Regions from separate parts of the Homo sapiens genome. Here region 2 is linked to region 1. A link is a contact called in ENCODE Hi-C or POLR2A ChIA-PET data. All regions are on one chromosome and are shown on one strand. The core of a region is the stretch at or near the end of the contact, and the rest is flanking DNA. Distances in the headings are between cores, read along the strand shown.

What was found. A loop is a pair of places that touch in the nucleus more often than their neighbours do. ChIA-PET counts read pairs that join two places held with the same protein, here RNA polymerase II (POLR2A). Pooled maps may share reads with other maps.
Region 2: a loop to region 1 is called in a pooled map, with 2.2 times the contacts of the local background. The contact joins two enhancer-like sites. A Hi-C loop is called at or near these places in 1 of 50 pooled maps. POLR2A ChIA-PET finds 5 or more read pairs at or near these places in 3 of 52 experiments (H1, HEK293 and WTC11).

Annotation. Positions count from the first base shown.
Region 1 is chr7:71,194,049-71,201,247 of GRCh38, reverse strand. The region is part of intron 1 of GALNT17 (polypeptide N-acetylgalactosaminyltransferase 17); the gene reads right to left. Among named protein-coding and RNA genes, the nearest start is that of GALNT17, 66 kb to the right of the region's middle. Within about 2 kb of position 2,352, at least 4 of the 41 ENCODE cell types and tissues checked have a DNase peak (open chromatin) inside an H3K27ac peak, as active enhancers do.
Region 2 is chr7:71,266,557-71,273,645 of GRCh38, reverse strand. All of the region lies in intron 1 of GALNT17 (polypeptide N-acetylgalactosaminyltransferase 17), which reads right to left. Among named protein-coding and RNA genes, the nearest start is that of MIR3914-2, 38 kb to the left of the region's middle. Within about 2 kb of position 2,290, at least 4 of the 41 ENCODE cell types and tissues checked have a DNase peak (open chromatin) inside an H3K27ac peak, as active enhancers do.

The DNA of each region.
Region 1 (7,199 bases), core at 1,103-3,602:
TATATAAAAATAAACACACACACCCCCATACAAAGAAAAAATATGGTACCAGTTTCCTGCACATACACGAACACATAAACAGAACTCCTTTAATAAGCCAATTACTGAAAATGGATTTAATGATGTCAGTAATTAAAGAAATGCAAATCAAAACAGTGGGCACACTCTTTAAAATTAAAATTAGAAAAACAAAGAAAAACCATTAAGCCCAATTTTGGCAGAGAGATAACTGAATTGCCTGAATTCTTTGGGAAGAAAGTCTGACTAACTATATCAAGAGTGTTTAAAAATATAATCAGAATAATAATACATATAAATAACATCATATAAATGTACGTAAGTAATTATTTTAAAGAAGGAAAAAAGAGTTGAGTTTTGTTTTGTTTTCTGAGTCTAGATGCTAGGTATAGAAACATTCATTATTTTTAAAAAAATAGAAACGACCTAATAACTAAGTGATAGAAAATGGAAAAGCAATAAAGGTACATTAAACTGTGCACTATTATAGAGTTATCATAGCTATGTAGGAGCAGGAAAGAATATTTACTAAATAATGTAATGTGAGAAAAGCAGAAAAAAACTGAATATCCATAATGACTATAACCACGCAAAAAGCTCCATGTGTTTAAATAAAGATGGAACTAGGATAAGGAGAGATGAAAATAATTCAGGTATTTTAAGAAAAGTTTATAACTCAAGTTTTTGAACACTTTTGCAGGATGAAGGGACACAGAGAGTGATTTTAACACTTAAAATCCAGCCTCTAGGAACCATTAAAACCATTTACACCAGTGGACATGCAGTCACCTGGATTATTACTGCACCTAGTAGTAAATGCCAAAATGTGTCTGGTCAAAGGATCCCAAGGAAGGTGGTCTAGAATTATTTACATGGGTGCTCTCTAATGGTTGAGCATGCAGTGCAGGCTGACCCAGAGCAGATGCTCCATCAATACAAACACACCATCTACAAACATCTTGCACGAAGCCACGGGCCAGACTTACTGATAAAGACATGGGGCTTTCAAGCCAACATGATAACGTGGCAGAACTTTCTAAAACATACCATACTTATTCAGAGGAAACCTTCTTGTCATCACCACCAAGAGGCTATGAAAAGCTTCCTTGGAAGGAATTGATTTTCAACAAAAGGTACTTACTGGGTTAAAGACATTTGTGCCTTTACTTCAAGAAGTCAGCAGATTTCTCAAAACATTTTCTGAGGAGATGTGTGTTTACAAGAAAGGTCAATATTAATCTAATGGATTTAACTATTATCTCAACTCACTAGAAAGCAAGAAATGCACACTTTTCTGTAAGGAAGACAAAAAAGAGGAGGTTCTATTACAGTACCATAAACCCCTTGAGGATGGCGACATGGTCTTATTTTTCTTTATATCTCTATAGTCTACAAGTGTGTTATGTTGGATGGATGGATGGATGATGGATGAATATACATATGGATAGATGAGTGGGTGGATGGATGGATGGAGTGAGCTAATGGATAAGTGCATGGGTGGGTGGGTGGACACATACATGGATGGATGGATGGATGGATGGATGGATGGATGGATGGGTGGAAGGATGGACAGATGGATGGGTGGGTCGGTGGATGGGGTGAGTGGGTGGGCGGGTGGATCAGGTGAGCAGATGAATGGATTAATGAGCAGAAGGGTAGGCAGGATGGATGGATGGATGGATGGATGGATGGATGGATGGATGGATGAATGGATGGGGTTAGTGGATGGATGTGTGTGTGGATGGATGAGTGGGACAGAGAGGGTAAGGGTAAACAGATGGATGAATGGATGAGTAGGTGAGTGGGCCAGTGGACAGACAGATGATGGACGGTTAGAAATCCTAATCCACAAGAACCTGTGTAAACCACTTACATATGCCAATGGGTTACAAAAATTACAACTTTAGGAACAGTAGTGTTCTAACACAAGCCAAACAGGAAAGCAAACCAAAGATCTGGAAAATCATCCCATGAAAAATAAATAGATCATTTGCGAGATCTTTCAAAGAAGAATTTCAGGGCTCCTTGCCTTGTAAATTCAGCTTTAGCCACCCCCTTGGCCACCTAATCAAAGGACATGCAGCGCAGTGAAGTGCTTAAATGAGTCATTCTTGACAGATAAGACAGATGTATCTCAGCCACGGCCCGGTTATGCTCTGATAGAGGCCGCGGCCACATAGAGGTTCTCAAAGTATTATCCAGGACTAACAGTATCAACATGAACTGGGAACAGTTTAGAAAGGCAAAATCTCAAGCCCCGCCAAGACCTAAGGAATCAGAAATTCTGAGGATCGTGCCAGCATTTCATGTTTCAACAAGCTCTCCATGTGATTCTGAAACCTACTAAAGTTTATGAACCACGGCAGCCAACACATAAACGAAGGGAATGTGCTTAGTTTTGACCAGATTTCTTTTTGTGGGGAGAGAGAGGAGCAAAATACAGTCTCTTTATAAGAAAACATAGAGACCTTCTGGATGAAATGAAGTGAAAATTGCTTTGATTCTGAATGTTCGGCCACACCACCTGCAGAAACCAAGACTAAAATGGCTTGTCAATCTTAAGTACCTATCTTCCCAAGCTATAGCGTCGTTAATTAGGAGGTTCTTCATTCTTACAGGTCTGTGTTGGTGTCAGTCCAACTAGCGTCAGCTAGTGTCAGCTGGTGTTGGCCACTTACTGGTAGTCCAGGTTAGCTGTCTCCAGAGAAAATCCTGGAAGCTCAAAGACTTTTTGGCTTCTTCTCGATCTCTCTAGCGAAGGACCATGTTTAGTAAGTAGAGTCCAGGTCAGCAAAGAGCATGGAACATAACTCAATAAATGAAGGAAATGATGCCAAGAAACTGAAGGTCTTTCTGTTACTGCAGCAATGCCCAAATACTCACTACACCCATTTCGGTTAGTTATTGCTTTTGGATGGGAGAGCAGAAAAGAACCAACATTTGTTGGGGGCCACTATGTGCATATTTCTAATTTAACCCACACCATACCCACTTGAAGTTGGTATTTGCATCCTTTTTTTTTTTTTTTTTTTGAGACAGAGTCTCGCTCGGTCACCCAGGCTGGAGTGCAATGTCACAATCTCAACTCACTGCAACCTCCGCCTCCTGGGTTCAAGCGATTCTCCTGCCTCAGCCTCCCGAGTAGCTGGGATTACAGGAGCCCGCCACCACATCCAGCTAATTTTTTTGTAATTTGAGTAGAGACAGTTTCACCATGTTGGCCAGGCTGGTCTCGAACTCCCAACCTCTGGTGATCCGCCCACCTCGGCCTCCCAAAGTGCTGGGATTACAGGCATGAGTCACCGTGCCTGGCCTGCATCCCCTTTTTACAGAAGATTACAATAAATAAAGAAATTTGAAAGCAACATAATCATCCATCAACAGATGAATGAATAAAGAAAATCTTGATACATATACACAGTAGAGTACTATTCAGCCCTAAAAAGAAATAAGACCCTGTCATTTGCAACAACATGGATAAAACTGGAGGATATTATGTTAAGTGAAATAAGCCAGGCACAGAAAGATAATCATTGCTGACTCTCCCTTATTTGTGGAGGCTAAAAATTGAAACAGTTGAACTCATGGAGATAGAGAGCAAAAGGATGGTTACCAGAGGCTGGGAAGGGGAGTGGGGGAGTGGAGGAAAGTGGGGACTGTTAATGGGTACAAAAATATAATTAGATAAAATGAATAAGACCTACTACTTAAATGTACAACAGGGCCAGGCGCGGTGTCTCATGCCTGTAATCCCAGCACTTTGGGAGGCCGAGATGGGCGGATCACAAGGTCAGGAGATCGAGACCTCCCTGGCTAACACGGTGAAACCCCGTCTCCACTAAAAATGCAAAAAAAAAAAAAAATTAGCCGGCCGTGGTGGCAGGTGCCTGTAGTCCCAGCTACTCAGGAGGCTGTGGCAGGCGAATGGCGTGAAACCAGGAGGCGGAGTTTGCAGTGAGCGGAGATCGCGCCACTGCACTCCAGCTTGGGCGAAAGAGCGACACTCTGTCTCAAAAAAAAAAAAAAAAAAAAAAAAAGCACAACAGGGTGACTATAATCAATAATGTAATTGTTGCACATTTTAAAATAACTAAAAGAGTATGACTGGATTATTTGTAGCACAAAGGATAAATGCTCGAGAGGATGGATACCCCATTTTCCATGATGTGATTGTTACACACTGCATGTCTGAATCAAAGTATCTCATGTACTCTATAAACATATACACCTACTACGTATCCACAAAAATTAAAAATAAATTTTTTAAAAAAAAATTGGCGGGGCATAGTGGCTCACACCTGTAATCCCAGCACTTTGGGAGGCCAAGGAAGGCAGATCACTTGAGGTCAGGAGTTTGAGACCAGCCTGGCCAACATGGTGAAACCCCGTCTCTACTAAAAATATAAAAATTAGCCAGGCATCATTGCGCGCACCTGTAGTCCCAGCTACTCAGGAGGCTGAGGCAGGAGAATCGCTTGAGCCTGGGAAGCAGAGGTTGCAGTGAACCAAGATCACTTGAACCAAGATCACGCCACTGCACTCCAACCTGGGCGACAGAGCAAGACTCCGTCTCAAAAATAAATAATAATAATTTTTTTTTTAATTAAGCAACAGTCTCAAAGCCACACACTATCAAGTAGCATAACCAAGCTTTCAACTCAGGTATTCTGGGAGTCCCCAAGACCACCCCCAGGTCAATAATTCAGTAGGAGGAGACATAGGACTCAGCACATTGTACTCGTGGCTCTGATTTATTACAGTGGAGGATTCAAAACAGAAGCAGAAGAAGGGGCCAGGCGCGGTGGCTCACGCTTATAATCCCAACACTTTGGGAGGCTGAGGCGGGTGGATCACCTGAGGTCAGGAGTTCAAGACCACCATGGTCAACATGATGAAGTCCCATCTCTACTAAAAATACAAAAAAATTACCCAGGCATGGTGGCAGGTGCCTGTAACCCCAGCTACTTGAGAGGCTGAGGCAGGGGAATTGCTTGAACCTGGAGGCGGAGTTTGCAGGGAGCCAAGATCCTGCCACTGCACTCCAGCCTAGGCGACAGAGCAAGACCCTGTCTCAAAAATAAATAAATAAATAATAAAATAAATAAAAATAAAAAGCAGCAAGAGAGGGAACAGGCACATGGGAGGAGGTCTGGAGGAGACTGCGTGCAAGCTTCCAAGAGTTCTACCCCAGTGAAGTCACAGGGGATGCTGCTAATCCCTCCAGTAAGGAGTTCTGACAACACATGAGAAGAGTTTCCCATTAGAGAAGCTCATTAGGGAGTTAGTATGCAAGATTTTTATTGGGGGCTGGTCATAAGTGTCAAGAAACATTGGCTTATAGATTTGTATTAATCTATGGCTACTCATGAAATAATGGTTAAGATGATAGGCTCGGCTGGGTGCCTGTAACCCCAGCGCTTTGAGAGGATGAGGTGGGAGGATTGCTTGAGCTTAGGAGTTCCAGATGAGCCTGGGCAACACAGCAAGACTCTATCTCTACAAAAAAATTTAAAAATTAGCCAAGCATGGTGGCATGTGCCTGTAGTCCCAGCTACTTAGGAGGCTGAGGAGAGAGGGTCACTGGAGCCCAGGAGTCCGAGGGTGCAGTAAGCCATGATTGCAACACTGAACTCCAGTCTGGGTGACAGAGTGAGATCCCAACTCTACAAAAAAAATTAAAATATTAGCCAAGCATGGTGGCAGATGCCTGTGGTCCCAGCTATAGGAGACTCAGGTAGGAGGATCTCCTGAGCCCAGGAGGCTGAGGCAGCAGTAAGTTATGATCATGCCACTGCACTCCAACCTAGGTGAACAAGTGAGACCCCATCTCTACAAAAAAATTGAAAATATTAGCCAAGCATGGTGGCACGTGCCTGTGGTCCCAGCTATAGGAGACTGAGGCGGAAAGATCTCCTGAGGCCAGGAGGTCGAGGTGGCACTAAGTTATGATCATGCCAATGCACTCCAGCGTGGGCAACAGAGAGAGGCTTCATCTGAAAAAAATAAATAAATAAAATCACAGTCTCCAGAATTAGACAACAGCTTCAGTAGGAAGCTTCATCCATAAAATGGGGTTAATCATTCTACTCACTCTTTAGAGTTGTTTTGAGGATATAAGAAGGTAATGTCTGTAAAGTTATCAGCAGGTGGCAGACACAGAATATACATGCATATACATATTAGCTACTATTGCCTCCCCATTTATGCCATCAACCCCTGGCCAAAGCTAGGTGCTAGGCAGACGTATTTCTACATCAACTTACATCCAAGAACCTAAAGATGAGTGCAATGATGAGAAGCTGTGGTCAGATGGTGCCTCCAGACACCGGGGCAGTCCCCCCATTTCCTTAAAGACTTTGCTCCAACAGGGCTGTACAAATCTGAGACAGCACCGTGATGCTGAAGGGCTCTGATGTAACTCCACCAAGGTAGCATGCTTTAATTAAAGGGAGTAACCAAAGGGGAAAAACTGAAGTTGCTTTTGGTAATAAATAAAGTTTGGAGCTGGAAGGGAGAAAGAAGATCATATCCAAGAACCCAATTTTGCAGATGAGAAACTGAGGTACAGAGGGATTGAGTGGCTTAGCCAGGGACACACAGGTGCTCAGGGCCCAGGCTGTCACCCTGCTGACCCCATGTCCTCACTCATCAGCACCAACACAAGTGTCAGGCTCTGTCTCGTTGCATGGGTGAATCTCTATATAAAGTTATCTTCCCAAAAACCTACCTATTCCTTCTCCCTCCTCCAGTTCCAATACTGTATCTGCCAGGGAACAGCATTATTTGACCATGATGCTCTAACTCCCCTACCCTTTTCTTAAGATCCCATATACCCTTTTCCCAGGTAGGGAAAAAAATGTGTGCAGTGAAATGCCTGGTGACAAACCAAGACATTAAGAATTTCAAATAACTATTCGATGAGGACCACAGTCTAAGCTCAGTGGCCTGGGGCAAGTTCCTAAACCTCTGTGAGTGTCAAATTCCTCATTTATGACATGGACATCATATCTGCTTGATATGGTGGTGCATGATGGTGTGTACCTGTAGTCCCAGCTACTCAGGAGGCTGAGGTGGGAGGATCGTTTGAGCCCAGGAGGTCAAGGCTGCAGTGACCTCTGATTGCATCATTGCACTCCAGCCTGGGTGACAGAACAAGACCCTGTCTCAAAAATAAATAAATA
Region 2 (7,089 bases), core at 1,041-3,540, 72 kb before region 1:
TCATACAAACTCTGCAAATAACCTTGTGATGTCTATAGGACAGAAACTGGAGACCACAAACAGGAATACTTCATTGTCTACCTTGATTCAACCATTTGCTGACTTTGCTAACAGAGAAAAGGGAGATAGCAAGAACAACTCAAATCTCCAGACAGACAAAAATACTACATTTTAGCCAAACTTTCACAATAGCTATAACCAGGGAGAAAATAATCTAGCCGATATTTCATTATCTTCCATTTCTCCTGTCAGAACCAACTGGGAATAGCATTGAGCAGTGAAACAAATAGTTCAAGAGGGAAAAGGAGTAATCCACAAACTATATAAACAACTGTTTTTATGTGCAAGAGTTGACAGCGTTTGAAATTGGAGCAAGGTCTACAATAACATTTCAGAGAACTGGTATCAGGGAAATGAGGTGAGTGATTACAAGGGGTTGCCTTAGCCCAAAGAGAATTTTATATTAAAAATCACAAAAGAACATGCAGTTTCTTCTCCAAGCAGTTCTTATGTCATTATCATGGAATTATATGCATATAAAATTGTTAAAAAAACAATAAGATGGATGAAAAACAGTCTTGTCAACCTTCACTGCTAATAACAGGAGTGTTTTTACTTTGGACCTGAGGTTTTAGCTGGCAGCAACTCAAAAGCAATAAAAATGATCGTGCTCTCTTCTTTCTTCTCTGAATTGAACATTTCAACTTTCAAGGCTCTTCTTTGCTCTCCGGTAGGGTGAAAAAGCAGACATGATTAACTCTATATCTTCTACATAACAGGAGAGACAGACATAGAGCTTAAATGATGTGGGGATGTTACAAGAGCAGTAAGTATCAGAGAAGAAATATCATCTCAGGCCTCCTCATGTCATATTGGTCACTGTCTGCCCTGTTACTGTGCCTGCCTCTCACCAAAGGGCATCCAGGCCTTAGGCTGCCAAGCCTCACAGGTTGTTGGCACAAAGTGAATCTAAACAGGGAATCCTGCTGTCGATTGTCTGAAGCGCAGGTTGAAGGGCTGCAGGAGAAAGAGCTTTATGGGAGCAGTAACTGAGGCTGACTTTCCCCCAAGACATTCCTGCCCTTCCATGTACAAAAGCCTGCATGACATCTACACACCTACTAGAATGGCTTAAAAAAATACCTGACAATACCAAGTGTCACCAAGGATGTGGAGCAACCTGAACTCTGCCTGATACATAGCTGTGAGAATGCAAAATAGTAGAGCCACTTTGGAAAACAGGCTGGCGTTTTTTTACAAAGTGAAACATACGCTCACCACATGATACCTGGGAATCCCATTCCTACGTATCTACCCAAGGTAAATGAAAACATATGTTCACATGACTGTATATGAATGTTTAATAGAAGATTTATTCATGATTCCCCCAAACTGGAAACAACCCAAATGTCCATCCATACTTCGGAAATTACTTAACAGTAAAAAAGAAAGAAACTCCCAATACATGGAATAGCATGTATCAAAATCATTCAAGTGAAAGAAGCCAGGCCCCAAAGGTTACATACTGCATGATTCCATTTCCAATGTATGACAGTCTAGAGAAGCAAAACCATAGAAATAGGGGACAACTGGCCACAGTGGCTCATGCCTGTAATCCCAACACTTTGGGAGGCCGAGGCAGGAGGACTGCTTGAGCCCAAGAGTTTGAGATCAGCCTGGCCAACATAGGGAGACCCCATCTCTACAAAAATTAAAAGATTAGCTGGGCATGGTGGCACCCATCTGTGGTCCTAGTTACTCGGGAGGCTGAGGCGGGAGGATCGCTTTAGCCTGGGAGGTCGACGCTGCAGTGAACTGTGATCGTGCCACTGCACTCCAGCCTGGGAGGCAGAGTGAGACCCTGTCCCCACCACTAAATAAAAAAGACAGGAAGAATTAGAGAACAGATCAGTGATTGCTAAGGATGAGTTGGAGACTGACCACAAAATGGGATTATTCTGCATCTTAACTGTGGTGGTAAATCCACAGCTACATATCCATTGCCAACACTCATCAAACTGTACACCCAAAAAGGGTGAATGTTATCGCCTGTAAATTATCCTTTAATAAATCTTAAATAAAAAACCTGAATGAGTGCCAGAGATTTTTTACTTCATTTCCGTGAGCTCAGATTCTTTCAAAAACTGCTCCTAGGCACGTTAGCCAAGGCTGTTTCCTGGACATGAGGTTATCTCAGAACAAACCGGGATGGATGAACAGGCCCAGGGAGCCACGTGGCCACTGGTCAGTGCCACCCCTTTGGGAGCTCTTCTACATCTCTGAGCATCATCACCCTGATGTGGAAAGCAAGGAAAATGCTAGACTGTGCCCCGTGCACCCTAAAGCATGATCATTTCTTGCACTGGAAGGCGCGTGACAGGAATCTGGAGTTGGGGTGTATGGATATGGCCCTAACTATGGGCTATTGTAAAGAAAATATGCAGCACCCAAAAGCAGGAAGTATTGAAAGCAAATGAACTGGCACCAGATCGTGATTCTCAGCTGCTCTAACACATTTGGAATGAGCAAGTCTTTAAATGCTTTTGTCAGCTTGCTTTAGGAATGAAATTTGGTATTATTAACACTATCCCGTATGAAACAATTATATAAGTGTAAATGGAAGATGTGTTTAAAGGGTCATGATGAAATTCCTAGAAAACGCTTTCCCAGTCTTTTTTTTTCTTTTCTTTTCTTCTTTTTTTTTTCTCTGATTAAATAAGGTCAGATAAGATGAGGACAAAACTAAGTCAGCAGGCAGAATTTAAATTACTTAAATTACTTTTCTTTCTTTTTTATTTTTTTTTCCTGCAGCTGAACTTCAGACTGTGGGAGGGAAATGAACAGCTTAAACCAAAGCTAAGCTCTTCTGTTCTGTATCAAATGGCAATTACTCTTCAACTATTTTTTTTCATCCGTCCACTCAGCAAACATCCACCACCTCAAACAAATTTGCTGAAAGAGGCAGAAGAGGGTAAGGGTTTGGAATGCATTTTATAAAAGGAGAATTGCTGAAGCCAAGTGATGCATACATTAAGTCCATTATATTATTCTCTTTACCTTATATATGTTTAGAAAATTCGTTTCTTTTTTTTTTTTTTTTTTTTTTTGGTGGGGTGGGGAGGGTACGTAGTCTCGCACTGTCGCCCAGGCTGGGGCAAAATGGTGCAATCTCGGCTCACTGCAACCTTTGCCTCCCGGGTTCAAATGATTCTCCTGCCTCAGCCTCCAGAGTAGCTAGGATTACAAGCGCCCACCACCACGCCCAGCTAATTTTTGTTATTTTTTTAGTAGAGACGGGGTTTCATCATGTTGGCCAGGCTGGTCTCAATCTCCTGACCTCGTGATCTGCATTCTATAATAAAAAATTGAGAGATAGAGGAGATACAAGGGGGGAGAGTGAGATACCCCAGGGACTAGAAGGTCTGAGTGCAGATCACAGTTCCTCCACATGTGCTGTGCACCCTTCAACACGTTTCTCAATCTCTCTGTGCTTTAGTTGCTTCTCTGTAAAACGGGGCTAAAAATAGTAACTACTCATAAGGTTGCTGGGGGTGAGTAAATGAGTTTAAAGCACATTTATTAAATGTGTAGGGCAGCAGGGAGGTAGGTTTATAAATGAATACTATGTGCTAGACAGAGAGAGAGGTGTCACACACACTCATGAAAATATTTCCTAAAGCCTGTAAATCAGTACAAAGCGTTTCAGAGAGTGTATTAATCTCTCTTCCTGAGTCTATCCCCTGCTTTGTGCTCTTGTTAGGTTTTACAACAAATTTATCTGTGGGGGACAAAGGCAAGGGCTCCATCCGTCTTCCATCACCTCCCCCAGCCATGCTATCACAGCTCTCCCTTCTCAGCCAGATGACAATCCCTTAGCCCTCCACTCACTTTCAGTTATAAGAGGAAAATAAGTTAGGAAACTACAACTCAATTTTAGGATTTACAAAGTGTGGCACAGCCTCCTGTGAACACTTCCATTCATGTCCAGTTCTCGGCTTCCTGCCCCTCCCCAGTCTAGGCCCCACGTGTGGGTCGAGGACCTCTGCAGACAGATGAGCAGTGGCATGGCCCTCCATACTTCCTCCAGCCCCTACTCCTTCTACTGCCTCCTCCAAGACCAAGGCAGACGAGAGAAGAGGGGAGAAGACAGAGCAAGGGAAGCAAAGGCTTATTTTTTAATAGACATGGTCTTGCTCTGTTGCCCAACCTGAAGTACAGTGGCGCAATCATAGCTCACTGCAGCCTCAAACTCCTGGGCTCAAATGATCCTCCCACCTAAGCCTCCTGAGTAGCTGGGACTACAGGTGTGCACCACCATGCCCAGCTTATTTTTCTTTTATTTTTGTAGAGATAGGGTCTCACTATGTTGCCCAGGCTGGTCTCGAACCCCTGGCCTCAAGTGATCCTACCACCTTGGCTTCCCAAAGTACTGGGATTATAGGCATGAGCCATGATGCCTGGCCACAAAAGGCTTAAACGCTTGCCTGGTGTTTTCCTTTGTTACCTCTTGGCAGTGGTCAAAGATGAGCCCTGTTAAAGGGCCCGGCTGAGGGTTCTCCCAGGCCCTGCTGTGAGGCTTTCCAAGCTACAGGGATCCCTGATATGGCAGTAAGCTCTCCAGCTGGCCTCTAGGGACTTTTATTGAACCTGCCCTTGGCAGCCTCAGTGCCAGATCCCCTCTGCAGCCAGCCTAATTCCTCCCTGTTCCTGCCTCCATGAGGCCTCAAGTCTCACATCTGCTGGTCATGCTAGAAGAAGCCATGTAGGCCACTCTATTGCTGCCCACCCTTCCTGCCTACCAAACTCCTGCCCTCAGAATTCCCCAAGCAGGAGACAGGAGACAGGCACAACCCCAACCTTCACCGAGGCTCCTCCAAGTCCAGAGAAGTCACATCAATTTCTTCCCTATTTCAGGTGATCCCAAGAATGCACTCATCAAACCCTGCTCTCGCCTATGAAGATGGACCTATGAGTGCCACAGTTCAGCCAGCACCCAGCCAGTGAAGGAGAGGCCAGCCTCCTCTGGCAGGCAGCCCAATCTCTTTTTTTTAATATTTATTTATTTATTTATTTATTTATTTATTTATTTATTTATTGAGATGGATCTCATTCTGTTGCCCAGGCTGGAGTGCAGTGGTGCTACCATGGCTCACTGCAACATCCACCTCCCCAGTTCAAGCCATCCTCCCACCTCAGCCTCCCCAGTGGATGGGACTCAGGAACATGCCACCACACCTGGCTAATTTTTTTTTTTTTTTGTATTTTTTGTAGACACGGGGTTTCACCATGTTGCCCAGGCTGTTCTCAAGCTCCTGAGCTCAAGGGATCCACCCACCTCGACCTCCCAGTGTGTTGGAATTACAGGCATGAGCCACCATGCCTAGCCAGCATCCCAATCTGTATGGGGGGTTTGCTTAAATTTCCCCATTTGACCTGGGGAGGAGTCCCTCCTGTTGGGAGGGAAAAAGAAACACCCATTCTTCCCTCCAACTTTCTCCTCCATTAACTCATCTTTTCCTTAGAGAGAAGTGCCATCCAGGCTGCAGGACGAATCTTGTGAATCCCTTGGTAGGTCCTCCACAGAGGCATCCAGCATCCCTCTGAAAAAATGGCAAACACGCCCCTATTGCTCTCAGCTTTGGGACATAAACCAGAATTCCCAAGTGAAAGGAACAGTCTCCTTCAACATCCCATGCCCTGTTTTTAAGTAAAGAAACCTGCAGTTCTCCACATGGACACAGGGAGGGGAAAAACACACACTGGGGCCTGCTGGGAAGTGGGGGTGGGGGCAGGTGGGGGGAGGGAGAGCATTAGGACAAATAGCTAATGCATGCTGGGCTGAATACCTAGGTGATGGGTTCACAGGTGCAGAAAACCAGCATGGCACTCGTTTACCTGTACAACAAACCTGTACCTCCTGCACCTGTACCCCAGAACTTAATAAAATAAAATAAGAAACCTGCTGTTCTCCATGGCTGTAAGGAATAAGCAGGATAAAGGGGAATAAAAGAGCCAGTACACACAGGAGACAAAGCAGGTTCACCATCCATCAGCAAATGAGCGCAACAGATATTTACCGAAATGGATGAGAGAAATATCTCAAAGGAGAGCACATTTCTGAAAATACACAGGCAAGAAGGCTTGAAAACTGGTGTCTGCTATTTCTAGCTGAATTATTCCTCCTTGATGAATTATTTCAAAGTCATTTCTACCTATTAGACTTATTTATGTCTATGTTAAAAACCACATATCCTCCTAGAAGAAAAAAAAAAAAAAAACTAGAAAATCCCTTAACAGGAGATATCAAAGTTAACTACTCAACCCCAAGGCTCATTCCAGGAAGGCGTGGAGCCTGAGAAGGGCATCCTGGCAATAGCCAATTGCGCAGCTCGCAAAGGACACCTACATCTTTATATACCAATGGGGAGCTCGACAGAACCAGAGCCTGGCTTGGACAGGCACCTTGCATGGTGCTGCAGAAACTTGCAGCCTAGCAAACGGAGTGAGGCAAGTCACTGTGAAGCACAGGGATGCAGCATGTGCTAACTGGAAAGCACGTTGCTTCGGGGATGGGCTTTTGCATGTCAGGGAAGGATTCCTGAAATTGTTGCAAAGACCAAGAAAAGTATGCCAGGCAACTGGAGACTGGAGGCTCTGCACACTTTCTCCTGGTTAATGACACCATTAAAAAATGACAGCATTTTAAACCTCAGAGTCAGTCTCAATGCCTCCTGGGTCTTCAGCCTCCTTTACTAAATTCTCACCAATTTTTTTCCCTCTTAGTTCAAGCCACCATCTCCTGCCCATCTCCAGTGACAATATTTGGGACCAGGCTCTCCTCTTCCCTCATGCAACCCGGTAGAGCAGCAGAGCTGGCCTTCCAGGTTGCACTTCTCTCCCCTTGCAGAGTTGAATTGTTCAATTCCCCTACAATACGCTCAATCATGACCCCCTATAGATATCCACATTCTAACCCCCAAAAACTGTGAATGTTACCCAATATGGCAAATGGGGCTTTGCAGATGTATTAGTCCAATCTCTATACCTATAAAGCTCTACCTGAGCCTGGGTAATTTACGAAGAAAAAGG